Linked DNA regions of Homo sapiens: regions 1 and 2 are each linked to region 3. The links are chromatin contacts, found by Hi-C or POLR2A ChIA-PET in ENCODE. All regions are on one chromosome and are shown on one strand. Each heading gives the region's core, a stretch centred on a gene start or an enhancer-like site at or near the end of the contact. The rest is flanking DNA. Distances are from core to core; before and after follow the strand shown.

Evidence for each region. A loop is a pair of places that touch in the nucleus more often than their neighbours do. ChIA-PET counts read pairs that join two places held with the same protein, here RNA polymerase II (POLR2A). Pooled maps may share reads with other maps.
Region 1: a pooled map shows a loop between it and region 3 (6-fold over the local background). The contact joins two enhancer-like sites. A Hi-C loop is called at or near these places in 2 of 168 maps with a recorded cell type or tissue (both naive thymus-derived CD4-positive, alpha-beta T cell), 7 of 37 single-sample maps with no recorded cell type and 11 of 50 pooled maps. POLR2A ChIA-PET finds 5 or more read pairs at or near these places in 3 of 52 experiments (B cell, RWPE1 and activated T-cell).
Region 2: a loop to region 3 is called in a pooled map, with 11 times the contacts of the local background. The contact joins two enhancer-like sites. A Hi-C loop is called at or near these places in 5 of 50 pooled maps. POLR2A ChIA-PET finds 5 or more read pairs at or near these places in 3 of 52 experiments (GM12878, RWPE1 and activated T-cell).

Annotation. Positions count from the first base shown.
Region 1 is chr10:67,788,637-67,792,348 of GRCh38, reverse strand. No RefSeq gene overlaps it. Among named protein-coding and RNA genes, the nearest start is that of TRS-TGA1-1, 26 kb to the right of the region's middle. Within about 2 kb of position 1,253, at least 4 of the 41 ENCODE cell types and tissues checked have a DNase peak (open chromatin) inside an H3K27ac peak, as active enhancers do.
Region 2 is chr10:67,814,376-67,818,122 of GRCh38, reverse strand. The region is part of intron 2 of DNAJC12 (DnaJ heat shock protein family (Hsp40) member C12); the gene reads left to right. Among named protein-coding and RNA genes, the nearest start is that of DNAJC12, 22 kb to the left of the region's middle. Within about 2 kb of position 2,447, at least 2 of the 41 ENCODE cell types and tissues checked have a DNase peak (open chromatin) inside an H3K27ac peak, as active enhancers do.
Region 3 is chr10:67,610,399-67,614,596 of GRCh38, reverse strand. All of the region lies in intron 2 of CTNNA3 (catenin alpha 3), which reads left to right. Among named protein-coding and RNA genes, the nearest start is that of CTNNA3, 84 kb to the left of the region's middle. Within about 2 kb of position 1,441, at least 3 of the 41 ENCODE cell types and tissues checked have a DNase peak (open chromatin) inside an H3K27ac peak, as active enhancers do.

The DNA of each region.
Region 1 (3,712 bases), core at 4-2,503, 180 kb before region 3:
TTTTCTTTTCTTTTCTTTTCTTTTCTTTTGTTTGAGACAGAGCTTCGCTCTTGTCGCCCAGGCTGGAGTGCATTTGGCGCCATCTCGGCTCACTGCAAGCTTTGCCTCCCGGTTTTGAGCGATTCTCCTGCCTTAGCCTCCTAGGTAGCTGGGATTACAGGTGCCCACCACCATGCCCAGCTAAGTTTTGGAACCACACTCTTTTTTTTTTTTTTAACTTGTCCCTACTGATGCCTTTTCAAGCTATTTACAATTTTTTTGCAATCACAAATAGCACTGTAATGAACAGCTTTGTAAAAAGTATTTCTTCTATGTAAAGTATACCTGTAGGATAAATGCCTAGCACTGGAATTTCTGGATTAAAGAGTATGTATGTGCATTTAGAATTTGATTACCATATTCTCAGGAAAGCAATAGGTGCAATTTGACAGGTTTCAGAGATCTTAGGGCCACTGGATTAAAAAACCCAGGAAACATTGCTTATTCATTGAGATTCTTGCCTTTAGATTTTTTTTCACTCTAGACTGGACTTTGTTGAGTGGCTCAGTGTGAAGCACTGTGCTTATGGAATAATTTACCCAGCATCTTTCCTAGCCCCTAATACCAGGGACTGCCCAAGATATAAAGCAATAATAAAACCATAGTACACATTTCTTCTGGCACCTTCCACAGAGAGAGAGAACAGGTTTCTTTTTTGTTTTTTTTTTTTTCAGTGCTGTGGCTACTTGCCTTCTGGGTATCCTGAAATGTTGAAATACAATTCTAGAACATTTTTGTTCTTTTAAGTAAAGGGAAATTCAACAGAGCAATGCTGGGAAACCTAGGCAGAATTCACAATTTCCAATGAATACAAATAATTTTCAGTACCTGGACATATTCCCAGCCTGACAAAAATATGCTCCTTGGTGAGCAAATTAGAAATACAGAAAAGAGTTTGCAGATATTCCTTCTATATCACAGAGCTGGATAAGGAGAAGATAAGGTTGTTTTCCTGCTTATGAATTTTCATATCCTTTCGCTGCCCAGATCTGATGGTGGTTACAAGATCAATCACAGCAGCAAGCGTTGATGACTAATACAGTTATTGAGAGGAGTCTTTAATTTCCTGGAGGCAAACACCATTACTTGCCACTTCTACACCACAGACGGGAGTTGCCAGGACTACTGGGGAGTCAGTGATGGAAGAAATTGTAAAACTGATGCAATTACTGAGAAAATGATGAAATGTCTCACAATGAAAGGCTTCAATTCCCTTCAATTTCCGGTTCTGTGATATGCATCAGTGTGGCCTTGTCCACAGTATTATTACTTCTCAGCTCTCTGTGGCAACTCAGCCTCACAGTGGGAGAATATTTTGCATCAGGCAGTTCATTCTTACCCTTTCTCCTCCCACCTGGCCTCTTTTGTTTCTTCCAATATTTTTGCCTTGATTATTTCTTAAGTTATCTGTGGAATTTAAGAGAGGTTTGTGAAGAAGTGCATCTTTCTCTGGTTCTAAACTACTGTGGGACTTAGGGCAGATTACTTGCGCTCCCTGATACAGTTTCTTCTACCTGTGGCTAGATAAAAGGATCTCCCCTTTGTAGAACACAGGATCTTGGTCAAGGACTAGCCCCAAATTTGGCCAGTTTAGGACCTTGGGTGGGAGCCAGGACACTGTGGGAACTGGCAAGGAATTTGTAGGCCAAAAGTGGAAGTTGAGGATTGTCAGGGACATGGAAGGCAGAGAAAGAGGATATGTTTTCTCCATCATTCCTTTCTAATAACTCGTCCTTTCTTACTAGTCTTTTAAGTAAAAGGACAGAGACAGAAAGGGAAAGATTATACTTAATTAGGTACATCTATATACAACAGCCCCAAACACCTCAATTATCTTTTCACATTCAGCTGAGTTTGATGCTATTCTAGACAGCATCCCACCTTTAAAGACAAGGGTGAAATTTCTATAGTAAATACTTTCCAGTTCATTAGAGCTGGAAATGAGGCTCTAAACTAGGTCTAATAATAATACCAACAGTAACTACTACCTTTAATAATAATTTCCAAAGCATTTCCTGATATAACTTGTTTGAATCTCACAACTAATCTCATTTCAATGTAGCTTTTGTTACATTTTAAAAACCACAATAGAATGGAAAACATTTTTTTCATTCTATTTTTTTTTTTTTTTTCTTAAACCACTGGTTCTCAACCTTGGATTCAATGGGGAATATGAAAACGCTGCTTCTCACCAGTGACACTGTGAAGTATATATTTGGTCTTTATTTCTATTTACTGTCATAGGGCTCTTAAAACCCTTGGAATCTCTGGAATGATGTGTCTTTTGTATGCGAATGAGATGACTGGTGGCAGGATGCAGCTTGGTCACTGGAAAGACCATGGCATGATTAGAAGGTTGGAACTTTCAGCCTTACCCCCCAGGAGAAGAGAGAAGGGCTGAAAAGTTGATCACCAATGGCCAATGATGTAATCAATGATGCCTACCTAATGAATCCTGCATAAAAACACAAAAGGACAGGGCTTGGGGAGGGGTTTCTGGATAGCTGAACACATGGAAGTTCTTGAAGGGTGGTGCCTGGAGAGAACACAGAAGCTCCACGCCCCTTCCCACATACCTTGCCCTATGCATCTCTTCCACCTGGCTGTTCACCTTGGGAAAGAAAAGAAAGAAACTTTTTTTGAGATGGAGTCTTGCTCTTTCCCCAGGCTGGAGTGCAGTGGCGTGATCTCGGCTCACTGCAACCTCCGTCTTCCGGGTTCAAGCAATTCTCCTGCCTCAGCCTCCCGAGTAGCTGGGATTACAGGCACGCACCACCACACTCAGCTAATTTTTGTATTTTTAGTAGAGACAGGGTTTCACCATGTTGGCCAGGATGGTCTTGATCACCTGACCTCAGGTGATTCACCCTCCTTGACCTCCCAAAGTGCTGGGATTACAGGCGTGAGCCACTGCGCCTGGCTGAAAAATAAACTCTTTATATTAATTTTGCCTCAGTCTTTTTTTAGGTCGACAACCTGTATTTTCTGTAATATCATATATGATAAATGAGTAAATGTAAGTAAAGGATTTCTCTGATTTCTCTGAGCCACTCTGGCAAATTAATGAAACCCAAGGAGGGGGATGGTGGCAACCCTGATTTACAGTTAGTCGGTCAGAACCATAGGACACAAGCTGGGGCTTGCAATTGGTATCTGAAGTCGGGGAGAATCTTGTGGGACTGAGTCCTCGCTCTATGGGATCTCATGCTATCTCCAGGTAGACAGTGTCACAATTAAATTGAATTTGAGGACACCTTGCTGGAGAATCTGCTGGAGAATTGACTAGTTGGTGGTGGGGAGAAATCCCCACACATTTTAGTTACCAGAGGTGAAGCATTCTGCATAATAGAGGAGGATAGGCAAAACGCTTTGGTTTTCCCAGTATCTCAATACCACCCCACTCCACCAACCCCAGATTTCATGTTTCTGGGTAGGAATTTTACAAATCTCAGGTAATTCTAACGTGCCACTAAGGTTGAGGATCATGGTGGCTTAAACGATACAAGCTGTAGGTGAAATGATTAATATCTTGGTGGCTCTCCCTCTTCCGTGTCACCTGTTATTTTTAGGAGTCGCCATGACCCGAGGTGCACTTCGCTTGAGCTCCCAAACGGGTCTATGACCTAGGGCGGTCCCTGTCTCTGCCCTAATTCTCTGATCCTCAGCTCCATCT
Region 2 (3,747 bases), core at 1,198-3,697, 200 kb before region 3:
AGCAGTTCTCCCACCTCAGCCTCCCAAGTAGCTGGGACCACACATGTGCGCCACCACACCTGAGTAATTTTTTTGTATTTTTAGTACAGACGGGGTTTTGCCATGTTGCCCAGGCTGGTCTCAAACTCCTGGACTCAAGTAGTCTGCCTTCCTTGGCCTCCCAAAGTGCTGGGATTACAGGGATAAGCTGCTGTGCCTGGCCAGACTATTTCAAAATCTCTTTTTTTATTTTTTATTTTTTTGGGGGGATGGAGTCTTGCTCTATCGCCCGAACTGGAGTGCAGTGGCACAATCTCAGCTCACTGCAACTTCTGTCTCCTGGGTTTAAGTGACTCTCTTGCCTCAGCCTCTTGAGTAGCCGGAGCTATAAGTGTGTGCCACCACGCCCAGCTGATTTTTTTTATTTTTAGTGGAAACGGGGTTTCACCATGTTGGCCAGGATGGTCTCAAACTCCTGACCTCAAGTGATCCACCTGCCTCGGCCTCCCAAAGTGCTGGGATTACAGGAGTGAGCTACTGCACCCAGCCTCAAAATATCTTTAAAAATTCACTTGGATACTGAAGTTTAGCTTGACAGAAATTCAGAATGTAATGGAAAGATTTTGAAATGTATCTAATTAAGGTGAAAAGCTAGACAGTAGAGGAACTTTGGGTAGGATAAATTAAACTTATATCTATACCTTTTTCGTCCACTAAATATAGTCTCAACTGTTGCCATTGAAATTACTGATGTGGTAGCATGATGGAGTAGTGGATATAAACACAGGCTTGTTTGTCTGGATTGCTCCCATTCCACTTACAGTCTAGTTGATCTTGGGCAATCTCTCCAAGCCTCAGCATTCTCGTAGGTAAAACAGGTAGACTAGTAGTATATTACTTCATGCATCTGCTGTGAAGATTAAATGAGGAGTCCTGCATGTGGAAAGTGCTTAATGGATGCTGGCAATTTTAATTCAGTGGATTGTCTTTCCTTGTTTTATGTAGCAGCCCAAGGTAAACATTTAACGTGATGGGATAGTTTTCTCTTTTTATAAGTAATGATTAGATCATTCTTTTATTCCCTGAAAAAAAAAAAAGTAAATCTAAGGCCACCAGAAATCCCTTCCCCTCTCCAGATGTGGGTGCTGCAGACAGGACTGACTTTGCTATAAAAATAGTGTCACTGAGCCCCAGAGCTCCTGGCTGGTGCTCATGCCAGCGCTCTGTGTGGGTGACAGTAACTGTTTCAGATTAGCACTATATTAACTTCTCCATGGCCATGAAGAAAGTAGACTTAAGGCCGGTGTGATGGCTCACACCTATAATCCCAGCACTTTGGGAGGCCAAGGTGGGCAGATCACATGAGGTCAGGAGTTTGAGACAAGCCTAGCCAACATGGTGAAACCTCGTCTCTACTAAAAGTACAAAAAATTAGCTGAGTGTGGTGGCGGGTGCCTGTAATCCCAGCTACTGTGGAGGCTGAGGCAGGAAAATCACTTGAACCCAGGAGGCGGTGGTTGCAGTGAGCTGAGGTTGTGTCACAGTGCTCCAGCCTGGGCTATAGAGAGAGACTCTGCCTCAAAAAAAAAAAAAAAAAAAAGAAAGTAAACTTCAGACTAAGAACCTGTGGAATGGTATTTTTGTTACTGATGTGCAAACTTCAAGGACATTTGGATATTAGAAGAAGGGGAGCAATTTGTCCTTTGTTAACTAACATCTTTTAATGTCTCAATTTTTTTTTTACTTTATAGTCTTTACTGTTTTTCCCCATATAATAAAAATAACATAATTAATAAATAATGTTGGAAGAAAAAGTTTGCTTTTATCTTTCCCTGATAGAGAACCACTATTAACAGTTGGTATATTTTCTTCCAGATTTTTTCAAAGCATATTTTGACATCATATTATTATTTCTTAAGTAATTGTAAATGGCATACATTTAAAATGTGACTGTTGTAATACAAATTCTATTGCAAAATATGAATTTAAAATAACCTCTATATTTTGAAGGTAGACCCAGGAGTTAAATCAGAATGTCTCGCAAGACTTCCAGCATCATTTGCTCCTATAAGCTTACAAAATGAGATCTCTCTTCCCAGAACTGGCAAGTGTTTACCTTGTGTGGCTCATTTGATTAGTTGCTACATTAATGGAAAAATATAAACCCAAACTCACTTTTGTTAAATGTGGTGAAGTGGATGGAACAAGAGAAAGGTCACATTATAGGAAAGATAAGGTTTCTTTTTTCTTTCTGCTTATCAACTGTTGTTGAGGGACTTACATCAGAATAATTCTAAGCAGCTTCTTTCATTCTGGGAATTCTAGAAAGCGAAGCCAACAATGATGTGAAAAGAGAAGGTGACTCACAGATAAATACATAAATCTTTACAAGCCCCACATGAGTAGCAACTGGCATGTGCATCCTTGGTGGTAATTTAATAAGCTTTTTATTCCTGTTGGAAAAAGTGACGTATCATTTATACAATGGGACATTTACATTGTCGTCAGCAACAGGAAGATTTGCTCTCGCTGGACCAAGCTGCTATGGCAAGATACTTTTATTTGTTCATTTGTTTTCCTGTAGCTTTCAATAGCCCCATCTTTTTTTTTCTTTTCTTTTTTTTTTTTTTTTTTTGAGACGAAGTATTGTTCTTGTTGCCCAGGCTGGAGCGCAATGGTGTGATCACGGCTCACCGAAACCTCCACCTCCTGGGTTCAAGCGATTCTCCTGCCTCAGCCTCCCAAGTAGCTGGGATTACAGGCATGCACCACCACGCCCAGCTAATTTTGAATTTTTAATAGAGATGGAGTTTCTCTATGTTGGTCAGGCTGGTCTTGAACTCCTGACCTCAGGTGATCCGCCCACCTTGGCCTCCCAAAGTGCTGGGATTACAGGTGTAAGCCACCGTGCCCAGCCTCATTTAGCATATTTTCAAGACTCATTCATGTTGTAGCACATATCAACATTTCATTCCTTTTTATGGCTGGATGATAATTCTTTTAGGTGGATATACCACATTTTGTTTATCAATTCACAGTTGATGGACATTTGTGTTATTTTCACTTTTGGCTATTATGAGTAATGCTGCTATCATATACAGGTTTTTGTGTGGACATATGTTTTCATTTCTCATGGATATATACCTAGGATTATAATAGTTGGGTCATATGGCAACTCTGCTTAATATTTTTGAAGAACAGCCAAACTACTTTTCAAAGTGACTATATACCACTTTACATTCCCACCTGTCATGTGTGACAGTTCCAATTTTTTCACATTCTAGACAATTATTATCCTTTAATTTTAGCCATCCTAGTAGGTATAAAGTGGTATCTCACTATGGTTTTGATTTGTATTTCCTGAAGGACTAATACTGTTCAGGATATTTTCAGGTGCTTGTTGGCTATTTGTATATCTTCTTTGGAGAAATGTTCATTCAAGCCCTTTGTCCATTTTGCATTTGGGTTATTTGTCTTATTATTGAGTTGTAAATGTTCTCTATAAATTCTAGATATAAGTACCTTATCAGATATATTATTTGCAGATATTTTTTCCCATTCCATGGTTTGTCATTTCACTTTCTTCATGGTATTCTTTGAGGCACAAAAGTTTTAATTTTGATGTAGTCCAATTTATCTATTTCTTCTTTTGTTGCTTGTGCTTTTGGTGTCATATCTAAGGAGCTCTTGCCTAAGCTGAGGTCACAAAGATTTATTCCTATGTTTTTTTTTTCCCAGTTTTTTATGGTTTTAACCCTTACATTTGGA
Region 3 (4,198 bases), core at 192-2,691:
CTGCCTGAGCTCTGCCTCCTGTCAGATCAGCAGTGGCATTAGATTCTCATGGGAAAGTGAACCTTATTGTGACGTAGGTTGCCTACTCCTTATGAGAATCTAATGCCTGATGATCTGCCACTGTCTCCCATCACCCCCAGATGGGACCGTCTAGTTGTGGGAAAACAAGCTCAAGGCTCCCACTGATTCTACATTATGGTGAGTTGTATAGTTATTTCATATATATTACAATGTAATAATAATATAAAGTACACAATAAATGTAATCCACTTGAATCATCCTGAAACTGAGAGGTGAAGCCAGCTGGACTTCCTGGGTCAAGTAGGGGACTTGGAGAACTTTTTTGTCTTACGAAGGGATTGTAAAATGCACCAATCAGTGCTCTGCAGCTAGCTAGAGGTTTGTAAAATGCACCAATCAGCGCTCTGTAAAATGGACCAATCAGCACTCTGTAAAATGGACCAATCAGCAGGACATGGGCGGGGACAAATAAGGGAATAAAAGCTGGCCACTCCAGCCAGCAGTGGCAACCTGGTAGGGTCCGCTTCCTTGCTGTGGAAGTGTTGTTCTTTCACGCTTCAAAATAAATCTTGCTACTGCTCACTCTTTGGGTCCATGCCATCTTTAAGAGCTGCAACACTCACTGCAAAGGTCTGTGGCTCCATTCTTGAAGTCAGCGAGACCACGAACCCACCAGAAGGAACCAACTCCGGGCACAAAAACGTCTACCCCCACTCCACCCCTGGGTCTGTGGAAAAGTTGTCTTCCATAAAATGGGTCTCTGGTACCAAAAAGGTTGGGGAACCGTGGCTTAAGCCACCCAGTCTGTGGTATTTTGTTATGGCAGCCCTAGAAAACTAACACAAGGATTGAAAAAAATGAAAAAATCAGTAATAAAAAGGATGTGCCAGCTCTTTTTATTTGTAGTTTGAAAATGAATTATGTAACGTGTCTTTGTTGGGGGGGGCAAAAAAAGACTGGATATAATATACTTGATCCTAGATTACATTGAACTGATCAGACCCCAACTAAACTAGACAGGAGATATGGCAGAAAATCCCACATTAAGGACTTCCTTTTAATGAAAGCTGCTATGTGTTATCACTAAACTTTAATTTTGCTGTAGCAACCCATTCTTTTGGTAACCTCGTATGAATCACTGAACATTGTGACTCTTGATTTAAAGGCTTCTAAAATGTAGGGTTTTATTCTTTTTTTTTTTTCATCCAGTAAACCACTGTTTGTTTATTTTTCACAGTACGCTGGCTCTGTGTTTTCAGGATGAGTCAAGCACGGCCCCTGTCCTTATTGAGTTCGTGGTAGAGCAGAGGAGGCAATATGTGAACAGCTAATTACAAGACAGTATAATGAGTGATACAAGAGCTACGAACAAGGAGCTGTGAGGGGAGGGAGTCACCCCAGGTTGAGGTTGCTGAACATTTCCTGTTCTGAGCCTAACAAGTAGTTTGTGGTCAGATTCCACAGATAGAAGATGAGAATGAAAATTTAGTGAGCAGTGAGATCAAAATTGCCTCAAAAGCTACGCTAAAGAGTTTGGACTTTGCTTGTAGGCAGCAGGTAGCCTACAGGTAGTGCAAATATGAGAGATTTACATTTTCAAGAGACGGCTCTAGTGGGAATGTAGGGCTGGTGCAGAGGCAGTGAGACCTCTCAGAAGACGCTTCATGAAAGATTCAACGAGGGCAGAATCATTGCACACACTTTTCATAATGATAGATTGGTGAATGGGGCAGAGAATGATGCCCCGTTTCTGTGTCTTGGATGACAAGGACTTGGAGAGGAAGATGAGAGAGAGACTAGCCCAGATGACCTCTGGGTTTCTGCTTCAGGTTAGAGGTGTTAGCCACTGAGGTAAAAAATACAGATGGTGGAGAGGCAGGTTGATGGGCAAAGGCTTCTCTACTTTGGGCATGCTGTGTTTTCATTTTCTATCACCTATTACATTAAATATTAACTCTTTCTTTGACTTTTATAACTTTTTATTTAAGATGAAACCTATTTCTTGGCCTTCTCACCCTATTGCCTGTGTTTACCCCACAGTTTGCTAAGTTTGGCTATCTGCTATTTTCAGACAAAATAAATTTTTTTCTCTGCCCCTTTGCACACAATTTTCTTTCCCTGGCTTACATACCTCCCTTTTATCTCTTCTGGTAGAAAATTATCTGTTCTTAAAGGCTCTTCTTGGAAGTCCTACTTAATCCTTGTGAATGTTTGCAATTTTGGCAGCACTTTCTTTGTACTTATATAAGTGTAAACAGTTATCATTCTGCCTTTAATGTTGCAACTAGTTGTGTATTTCTCTTATTGCCATATTGGAGCTTATTCATATTTATTTCCTGAATGCCTAGGGTATTATTTTGAACAAAATATAAGTGTTTATTGGCTTGAAAGGAACTAAAAGAAGATTGAAGTTGGTTTGGGGGGGTGTTGAATGTTATCTAGAGGCATTTTTTGGGTTCTCAACCCTTTAATCTTCCTCTGTACTTTTGTTAATCCAGTAAGGGTTGTTTTGGTAGAAGTAAAAGAATAGTTGAAATTATCAATGACTTGAAGAAGGGACACCCCCTCTCCTCCCCGAGACTGGTTTGTACCTTTTACTTTGAAAGATCACAGTTTTTACTTATCTATAGGCAGTTTTATTTTTCTACCCTTCTAATTTCTTTCAGAACCCTGTTGAAGTTTTAGCTAATTAACATAGCTTAAATGTCTTATATTTTATTTCATACATTAAAATTAACTCAAGGGAGCAAAAGTAGCCCTGAAGGCTCCTGTGAGCTATTGGAGGAAGGTTGAAATTCAAAGTGTTTTAGCTAATAAACAAGAAAAGAGATGGCTGTTAACAGGGCCTTTTTATACTACAATGAGGGTAGAATTAAAAAAAATCAGAACTATATTGGGAAGGAACAAGGTTATAGAATATAATTGTGTTACCCAAGTTGGCATTAAAAAAGACATTTCACGGCCAGGCGCAGTGGCTCACGCCTGTAATCCCAGCACTTTGGGAGGCTGAGGCGGGCGGATCATGAGGTCAGGAGATCGAGACCATCCTGGCTAACATGGTGAAACCCTGTCTCTACTAAAAAATACAAAAAAAATTAGCCAGGCGTGGTGGCAGGTGCCTGTAGTCCCAGCTACTTGGGAGGCTGAGGCAGGCGAATGGTGTGAACCTGGGAGGCGGAGCTTGCAGTGAACGGAGATCGTGCCACGGCACTCCAGCCTGGGCGACAGAGTGAGACTCCGTCTCAAAAAAAAAAAAAAGTCAACATATTCTACAGTGTTCATATTGTGTGCCAGTGTGGCTCTATATAATGACAGTTGATGGCTTGGTTCATTAAGCTTATCAATTTAATTTTCAGCATCTTTAGAGCATTTAGAGAAGCACACCTAAATTTGGAAAATCTATAAAAACCTTTTTTATACTCTTAATTTTAATATATAAATATTTTTACACACCATTGAAAATATGTCCGGTTTTGTGGAATGTTAAACTTGCAGAATTAATAGAGTGGGAATTTCTTCTTTATAAATTACTTGAAACTTTTAATTTAGCACCATTCCCATGGAAGTTCCTTCCTGTATCTACGATGAAGGTGTGTCTTTATAGCCTAGCACAGATTTACAGACTAAAGAAAGTAAGCAAACCCAAGCTCTCTAATGCTGCAAGCTTGGAGATTTTCTATATGAGAGGGACCCCTGAAGTCTGAGAAAGAGGGGAATGGGAGGGTTTTGTATCTATGGCAAAAGGTAAAGTTAGCAAGACATGGGCTTAAACCCTACATTAGAATCATCTTTGTTGCAAGTTGTTCCAACTAAACTTCCTTACAGAAATATAACTGATTTAGTACTGAAAAAGAAAATGAGGACACAGGATTTATTTTACAGGATAACTTGAAAGCTAATTTTACTGGTTGCTGGTATTCCTTCAAGAGGTGGGAGACCTTTTCAAATAGCGCCCTCCTATCCTCCGCCTTGGTGAGAATCATCTGCTATGGTGAGTCACAGTCACTGATAGGAGTAAGTTAAATCTCTTAGGTGAGTTAGGGTTAAAAAAAATAGTTTCAGCTTTCTTTTTTTCCACAGGATTGCCAAGCCATATTTACTTTCTGAAATAAAAGGAATCATTGAAAACCTCACTTGACTTTAGTTTAATCAATATCAAATAACTGTATTGGAGTAT